Regions from separate parts of the Homo sapiens genome. Here region 2 is linked to region 1. Evidence: read pairs that join two places in POLR2A ChIA-PET (ENCODE). Cell type or tissue: Caco-2. All regions are shown on one strand. Each heading gives the region's core, and the rest is flanking DNA. Links, peaks and the distances in the headings are about the cores only.

Region 1 (4,380 bases), core at 161-4,160:
GGACCTGCCTACAGGATGCCACATATTGGGCCCGACCACTCCATCCTCCCAGAACCCTTCCATGCCAGACCCTCCCCAGATGGCCTGGCTGTGGCCTCTCTGCCCTTCTCTCCTGGTTGGAGCTTGGGGTCATAGGGAGCTTTTGGAAACAGGTGACCCAAGAAACCCTCAATCCTGGCATCGGGCACCTCCTCCCTTCCCAGCCCCCTGCTGCCACGCCTCTGCCCAGCTTCCCAGGCCACCTCCTCCCAGGCCCTTTCTCTGATTCCCCATCTCTGCCAAGAGTGACTCAGTGGCCGTTGGTTGAGCACCTATTCAGTGCTAGGGCCTGGGGATAAAGCCCAGGACAGGAGACTCAGGCCACATGGGGCCAGCCCTGAGGGGCACCCTGCAGCGCCACTTCCAGCAATGAAAAACAGGGACTTGGCCAAGCACGGTGGCTCACGCCTGTAATCCCTGCATTTTGGGAGGCCGAGGCGGGCAGATCATGAGGTCAGGAGTTTCAGACCAGCCTGACCAACATGGTGAAACACTGTCTCTACTAAAAATACAAAAATTAGCCAGGCGTGGTGGTGCACGCCTGTAATCCCAGCTACTCGGGAGGCTGAGGCAGGACAATTGCTTGAACCTGGAAGGCGGAGGTTGCAGTGAGCCGAGATTACACCATTTTGCACTCCAGCCTGGGCAACAGAGCGGGACTCCATCTCAAAAAAAAAAAAAAAAAAAAGAAAGAAAGAAAGAAAGAAAAACAGGGACTTGAGTGTCCTTCCACAGGAGTGGCCAAAACGCTGGCTCTGGAGAGACCCAGTCCCTGTGGTCTGGGCAAGTTACTTCCCCTCGGAGACGATGTTTCCTGCCCTGTGGAACAGCGACATGTATAGCTCTGGGCTCACAGGGTCAGGCTGGGCACACAGCAGGGTCAGGCTGGGCACACAGCGGGCTCAGGAATGGGACCCCAGTCACTGGACTGACTAGACAAGCTTTGAACTGTGGCTGGCCCACATCAGTGTCAGGGAGGCCAATGACTATGTGAGAAAAAAGGCGCCAATACTGCCTCATTGAAAAGAAAATGAGGCTCTGGTTACTTAGATACATAGAAAAGTCTGAGAAAAATAGGGCCCCAGACATCATTATTTTTCATTTTCTTTTTTCCTCCTTTATTTTTCTATTTTTTTTTCTTTTTTTTCTTTTTTTTAGATGGAGTTTTGCTCTTGTTACTCAGGCTGGAGTGCAAATGGTGTGGTCTCGGCTTACTGTAACCTCCGCCTCCCGGGTTCAAGCAATTCTCCTGCCTCAGCCTCCGGAGTAGCTGGGATTACAGGCATGTGCCACCACACCCAGCTAATTTTGTATTTTTAGTAGAGACAGGGTTTTTCTATGTTGGTCAGGCTGGTCTCAAACTCCTGACCTCAGGTGATCCACCCGCCTCAGCCTCCCAAAATGCTGGGCTTACAGGCGTGAGCCACCGCACCTGGCCTTCTCCTTTATTTTTCTACAATAATTGTAATACTTCTGAAATAAGGGGAGAAATAAGGGACATTTCTACAAAGATGTGGCTCCTGCCCTCAGCAAGCTGACAGCCTGCAGGGGTCCCACACTGGTGCCTGTTTGGCTTCAACCAAACCCCAGACTCCTCCAGGGAGGTGGGGACAGGGCTCATCACCCCTGTGTGTCACAAGGCCAACGCTGGTGTGACTAAAGTGGCCAAGAACCTGGAAGAGCCAAAGGGCCCTCAGTGCCTTTGTCCAGACTCAGGCCTGCACAGTGCGGGAGCCCGTGTGTCCCGAGGCCCAGGTTGGAGGAGCGGCCTCATCTGAGAGGCGCACACACCAGGCCCTGACCTGCCCCAGCCAGGGCTCCACACGACTCTTGCTCAGCAATCCCCCGACTGCCCACCCTGCAGAAGGCGGATGCAGGCCCAGCGAGCAGACCCCTGCTCTCCCCTGGCGCTGGCTTCCTGTCTGCCCAGGAGGTGAGTAATGTCCGCTCCCTGCCCCCACGCATCCCTTCTGGAGGCCAGACGGGCCTCACATTTTCCGCTCAGGAAGGGGCAGAGTGAGAGGCCTGCTGAAGCACATCCAGGGGAAACGGAAGGAGTGGCCCCGCCTGCCGGGTCAGGAACCTGGGCCAGCCCCGGCCTGCAGGAGGCGCACTGGCTCACCTGCCTCCGTGCATGCCTTCGTTCATTTTCATCCACTCATTCATTCAACAAACAGCACCCCAGCACCTGCGTGGTGCCAGGCCCTGTGCTGGGTGCTGGAGGCCTGGCTCTCAGGGTGCTTATGGTACTTGGGGAGGAGACTGCATCAAACAGATCATCCCACAGGTGGCGGCGTAAGTACAGACGGATGTGCTGTTCAGCCCCAAGGCAACGCCAGACCACAGTGCCTCTGGACAAAGTCTCTCAGGCATCCTCCCTCCACACCCTATGATGTGCACAGAGCCCTGTTCAGACCCAAAAGAAAGCCCACGCCTCAGCCGGGGCTTGGCCGAGGGTCTTTAGGGGACCTGGCCCGTGCCTGGGCAGGAAACTGTGGCAGGAGCTGGCCCGCATGGCCCTGGGCCCCAAGGAGGGAGCGCCCCAAGTGTGTGGAGAGGGCCTTCTTTGGTTCCCTAGCTGCCCTGCCCATCTTCTGGGGACCCTCACACATGGCCCCTGCCCCTGCCAAAGGGGAGAGAGGAGAAGCACTGGCACCTCCCCAACTCTGGCTGAGTTGCCCCAAGTCTCTCCCTGATCCTAAGTTTCCTCCCCATGAGATGAGGGCACTGTGAGTGGTGCTCCCTGCCAAGCACCAGTGGCTGTGATCGCAGGGACCTGGGAGCATCCCAGGACTTCAGAGTGTGGGGAACTGGTGTAAAGAGGTCTGGGAGACCAAGACTCGCAGCCAGTGGCAGGGTTGGGGGCAGAAGCCTAACTGTGTTTCAGGACAAGCAGACACTCACCCCGGTAGAACCTCAGAGGCAAGCTCCCGGGGAGTGAAAGCTGTGGCACCCGCACAACTCACTCTTGGGCTCAGTTTCAGGACAAGCAGACACTCACCCCGGTAGAGGCTCAGAGGCATGCTCCCGGGGAGTGAGAGTGGACACTCACCCCGGTAGAGGCTCAGAGGCATGCTCCTGGGGAGTGAGAGCAGACACTCATCCCGGTAGAGGCTCAGAGGCAAGCTCCCGGGGAGTGAGAGCAGACACTCACCCCGGTAGAAGCTCAGAGGCAAGCTCCCGGGGAGTGAGAGCTGGCACCCGCACAACTCACTCTTGGGCCCAGTGGTCTCCGCCATGGGATTTGCTCTGCCACTCAGCCTTCATCTGCCTTTGTTAAAATCTTTAAAGAAGGGCCCCAACAAATCCACAGCTGTAGATCTGTGCTAACTGCCTGGCTCCCTGAAATCACTCCTGGCTGGATCACTTGTCAGCAGGGATGGGGTGCTGATATGGTTGGGATCTGGGTCCCCTCCAAATCTCATGGTGAAATGTGTCCTCCAGGGTTGGAGGTGGGCCTGGTGGGAGGTGTCTGGGTCATGAGGGGCAGATTCCTTATGAGTGGCTGGGTGCTGTATGGAGTGAGTTCTCACTATGAGTTCATGCGAGAGCTGGTTATTTAAAAGAGCCTGGTACCTCCTCCCTCTCTCTTGCTCCCTCTCTCACCATGAGACATGCCTGCTCCCCCTTCACCTTCTGCCATGTCTGTAAGCTTCCTGAGGCCTCACCAGAAGCCAAGCAGATGCTAGTGCCATGCCTGTACAGCCTGTGGAACTGTGAACCAAATAAACCTCTTTTCTTTATAAATTACCCAGCCTCAGGTATTCCTTTATAGCAACACCAAACGGACCAACACAGGTGTGTCATCAGCACAGCCTTGGGAGTCCCCACACTCCCGGCGAAAAGAAAAGGCCCAGGTACTCAGATGGGAAGGATGTCCCCAGAAACAAACAACCCAACTTATCCCCCATCAGAGGCGGAGCTCCATCTGCTCTGCAATGGTGTGCTTGGGTAGGTCTCAGTAAATGTTTGTTCGTTTGTTCATTCGGGGATAACAGACATTCAGCAGGTACCGACAATGGGCCATGTTCGCAACCGAGTCCCAGGGGCAGGGCAGAGACCAAGACTGACCTTACAGCAGGCCTCAGACTTCCACGAAGGACGGAAGGCCAGAGCCCACACACCAAGCCCACCTGGGCATCAGTGGGGTTGGGGGGCTTCTGCAATGGAGACCCTCGGGCGGGGAGTGGAGCACACAGAGGGCTAAAGCGGGTGCCTCTGCTTGGGCTGTCCCTGCCTAGTCCTGCGTCAATAACAGGGGCCTGAGAGTGCTCTGATGGGAGCCCCTTGACTCACTCATGGGAGCTGGACCTCACATTTCTGCACCGTGAGCACCTTCAA
Region 2 (4,380 bases), core at 183-4,182, 280 kb before region 1:
CAGTTTGCCACAGCCAGGGTGTAGAGAGCTACTGTGAGCACGACCAGCAAGCATGCGAAGGCCGGCAGGCTGGAGTCTTGAAGCATAGGCCTCAAAGAGGCACTGTCCTCCAAGTAGTGACTTGTGGGTACCCTTGTCAAAAATGGCTGGGATGGCCACGGTCACAGGTCCATGCCGTAAAGATTATGGCAGTGCACATCCACAGCACTGGGTGCTTAGTGTAGACGCAGCGGCATGTGACAGCCACGTGATGTTAACACAGAACAGCAAGAGGCCATATGGAAACAGTAGAGACTGGCCACGAGGGCCACAATTTGAGAGCTGAGTCCACCGAACCACGCAGAGCGGGAGTGCACAGAACAGACAGCAGACAGCAGACAGCAGACAGCAGACAACAGAGCGCCCACCATGGGCCTGAGCCCAGATCCGCCACCCGTAGGAGGCATGAGGAAGCTTATGTAGGCCGCACATCCCAAGGCAGCACTTAGCCAGACTGGAACCCGTAGGGCCTAGAAGGGGTCTCCGTGGGCCACCTTGCGAGGCCTCCCCTGGCTCTGCAGGGCCTATCCCCCAGCAGGTAGTACTGCAGGGGGTTGGGCCACAGGTCATCTTTAATAATCTGGGCAACCCTGTCGGCCTCTGGGAGGCTGTGCTGTGAAAACCAGCTGAAGAAGCTTCGGACAGTGTCCCGGTTCCTGTGTACGAGGGCCGGGGGTTCCTGGCCCCAGTGCCATCGGATGCGAGTCGCAATAGACACCACTCGGCCTGAGGCTCTGCATTCATACTCCTTCACTATCACCTTGTTCTGGAAGTAGGGGTTGCTCCAAAAGCGGAACTTGAATTTGCAACCTGTCCTAGAGTGCCTGAGCTCCCTCACCTCCAAATTCATCAGGTAGCAGAGCATGTCTTCATCTCGAGGGCTGATCATGGCTGAGAGCTGCGGGTGGTTCAGGAAGGCGGTGACCCAGAAGCCCGGAATATTCTGGATGATGAAGCTCCTACGGGCGAGGTACAACCTGTGCATCCGCCCAAACCTGCGCTCGAGCGGGAGGTAGGCCCTGTCGGCCTGGGCGCTCACGGCCTCCGCCTCCCACTGGATGGCCTCCAGTGGGTCCACAATTAGGGCACCAAGGTTCAGGAGCCGCGGGCCCTCCTGGGCCTCCGCTGCCACCTCCTGCTTCTCCTCCCCCTCCTGCTGCTTCTCCACCTCCTCCGCTGGCTCCTTCTTGAAGATGGCGCCCTCCTCCTTGTTCGCGTCCTCGGCCTTCTCGCTGGCTCCTGCCCGAGTCCCTAGCCCCTCTGCACCACAGGTTTCTGGGGCTTCGTCCCGGACCCGGCCATTTTCCAGGCTCGGAGTAGTCGCCGTGGAGGCCGCTTCCCCGCGCCCAGGGGAAGGGAAGGCGGTCCCGGGGCCCGCTGCGGGGTGGAGGGACCCGCGCCCCCCAGCTTCTCGGGCCCGGGCCGCGGGGACCGTGCGCGCGTCCCCCTCCCGGGCAAGGCCGGGCGGCGGGCGCGCCGCGGCTTCTGGGGTCCCCGCCCTCTTGTCCGCCATCGCCTGCGGGAGCCTCTGGCCTGGAGGGGCTCGGGGCGCGCTGGCGACTGCGGGCTCGGCGACAGGGGCGGCTGGTGGCGGGAGGACAGTGGGAGGAAGGCTCCGCCCCACGCGCCCCCCTCTCGGATGTGATTCGCCGGGGTCTCCCGCAGCCGGGGCGAGCGGCTTGGAAGCCCGGAGGAGGGGTACGGAACTGCCCGATGGGGATGCGACCGCGGGCGCCAGACGAACTGTCCCCACATTCGTTGGCGCTGGCGGTGGAGGTGGGGAGAAGTGTGTACCAAGCAAGAGTCAGCTCGGAGCAAACACCAGGGGACAGGCCCAGTCGCTGGTCCTGGACAAGTAAAACTTTCCCATCACAACCACCACGCCAGGCGATTGCTCAGTGTTCCCCATCTGCGGTGGGCAGGCAGGAGTCGCCCGGCTTCCACACTCGAGTGGCGCTTTGGGGCAGTTGTAGGACACTCTCGGCCTTACAGGGGATAAATTACTCAGGCACATGCAGAGGGCTTAAGAGGTATCTCCTGCAAAGACTGACCAGACTGAAACTGGGAGCGGCAGATAATGGTAATTTTCTGACACACAAAGGTGATCAACACGTTCATGTAGGGAAAGCAGGTGCTTGAAATATTCATGTGGGGAAAATAAGCAAGGTCAGAGTGGAAGGATCTGGGGTGAGAGAGGGTCTTAAATGCTACAAACCAGGGAGCGAGTGGGCATCTGCCTGGTTTCCCCAACAGGAGTTGGTTCCTCCTGGGCTGGTTGGCAGAAGCGAGGTGGACCTTGCTTCACTTTGTGCTAGGCCCAAAGGCTACCCTTCCAAAGGTGGACTCTAGCTTGAAGTGCAGGAACTGTACCTGGCAGGCTAAGAGCTGGATTGGCCAGCCCTCTTAGTCCTCGATCCTGCAAATCTGTGTTCCTGTGGTCTCAGCTCCCAAACTGTGGCCTATGGAGGTCAGTACCTCCAATCCCCCTCCACCTCTGCGTGGAAGTCCTTGCCACCTCTTCCAGAAAGCTTTCAGCCTTTTCCTGACAAATGGATACAACAGCTCCCTCATCTGAGCCCTCAGACCTATACTGTGGTATACACTCCCTAGGGAGCAAGGTGGATTTCCTTAGGGTCCTAGCTAGGGTTTTAACCTACTGGGGTGGACAGTGAACATTTGTCAAGTGGAAGGTCAAAAATGAAGGGTCAGCCCACTTCCTTTGTACATAAAACACCTGCACTTGTTAACGGCCCCATAGGCTCTTGGCTGGACTGCAAGTGACTTGCACTGCTTGGCCATAGACACTGGCTCCAGACCACAGAAAAGCCAGTTCAGTCTGAGCCCCTGATGGGAGGATCTCAGCACAAGGGCTGGCACCCAGGATGGTGGTAACGACCTTCATTAGAGACCACCAAAGTCAGGTGAAGCTATGTAAGCCTCTCAGCAGTCTGCCTGAACCCGGTGGTTGGGCACAAGTATAGGTAAGGTCAGGTCCTAGCTGTCACCAGCTGTACACCTTGGGCAGTGACTAGGGTGAACATTTGTCCTTTCTTGGACAACCAGCATCAATTCTTCATCTTAAGAGTGCCCCAAATTTCCTTTGAGAAACCACTCCTGTTTCAGTCTTGTTGTCACTGGCATATGGTAACTGGTTTGGGGATGGCACAGAATCCCATCAAGGCCAATGAAACAGGATGCTTATTGGGGCTTCTGTGGTGAGTCCTCTCCTGAGAGCCCAGAAAGGGTTGCTTCCTTCTGGCTGGCAATGTGTGAGAATGGCAGGTCTGGAATCCAGGCAGCATTCTGCTCACTCCCACACAAAGGGGAAATCTACTTTGTAGGGCCTGTGGATGAAGTCACAACTACACAAGACAGAGCAGAGAGAAATAGGAATGCTGAGGCCAGCCATGTTGGAGCCACTGGATCAAGCCTAACCCAAAGACTGCTCTACATCTGGCATTTTCCAGTTACATGCAATTTCAGTGTTTAAAGCCAGTTTGATTTTGGCTGTCTGACTCTTGCATCCAAGATGATTAACTGATAGAATTATGCCACTTACCTCAAAGACATGCAAATATGATATTTAACTTAAAAGTACAAAGCTTATAGGTGCTGATGGGAGGGGTTTTTACTGTCTGCCCTACGCTCACCATCATCCTGGATGCTAAAGATGTCTGGAGACTCCAATTCTTCCCAATTCGAGGCTCTCTCCAACCGTTTCCCAATCAGACAGGTTCACAACTCCCAAACACATCATTCAGAAGTTTTTAATAAACAACTTCATTATAAAAACCTTTTTTTGAAAATGTAATTCTGTAAAACATTGAAAAATCTACTTTAACAAAGATATGCCCTGTGCATTTTCTAATGGCACTTATACTTTACAATTAAAAACCTTGTTTTATATAAAGCCAAAAATACTCCAAGAGGTTATTCACTGTGTTTACAAAGTGCTAGAAGATTTCTGTCTTGTACTTTTCTCTTTAAATAATCTGGAGTTACAAAAGAGTGGCTCCAAAGCCTTGACCGCTGGTAGGGAGGGAGAAGCATGAGAAGTGGTGTCTCAGGAGTTCTAGTGCCAAAGGTGGAGAGGTGCAAGTGGGAACAATCAGCTAAGGAAGTCAGCTGACACACAAAGAAATCGGACTGGAATTTTTCCAAACCCCTCTATGGAGGCACTAGGTTATCATGGTGAACACCCTTTTCCCTCGCCATAGACCCTACTCTCCAGAGGTGAAGGTCATGGCCAATTCCTTCCACAGCAGGTTCAGAGTTCCAGGAGAGGCCAGGGTGGGATCCCAGAGGAATCTGGACTTTTCTGGCCAACACCTGCCTAAGGCA

The links. Peaks named below come from ENCODE experiments on the same cell type or tissue, not always from the same donor. Only the 100,000 strongest peaks of a DNase experiment are listed, where the experiment ranks them.
Region 2: POLR2A ChIA-PET joins it to region 1 with 5 read pairs; 1 of 35 experiments calls an interaction of 5 or more read pairs at or near these places.

What each region holds. Positions count from the first base shown.
Region 1 is chr20:32,468,194-32,472,573 of GRCh38, forward strand. All of the region lies in intron 5 of NOL4L (nucleolar protein 4 like), which reads right to left. Among named protein-coding and RNA genes, the nearest start is that of NOL4L-AS1, 91 kb to the right of the region's middle. RefSeq lists an enhancer at 1,999-2,048 and a silencer at 2,369-2,418. In Caco-2, for the core only: a CTCF peak has its summit at 2,311; a DNase peak (open chromatin) is centred at 2,348.
Region 2 is chr20:32,188,718-32,193,097 of GRCh38, forward strand. PLAGL2 (PLAG1 like zinc finger 2) reads right to left here. Exons shown (of 3, transcript NM_002657.3): 3 at 3,787-4,380. It also overlaps the pseudogene TSPY26P. Among named protein-coding and RNA genes, the nearest start is that of PLAGL2, 17 kb to the right of the region's middle. RefSeq lists an enhancer at 1-352 and silencers at 1,451-1,730, 2,605-2,802. In Caco-2, for the core only: no CTCF peak of the experiment used is centred there; DNase peaks (open chromatin) are centred at 1,244, 1,707, 1,903 and 2,517; H3K4me3 peaks cover 872 bases.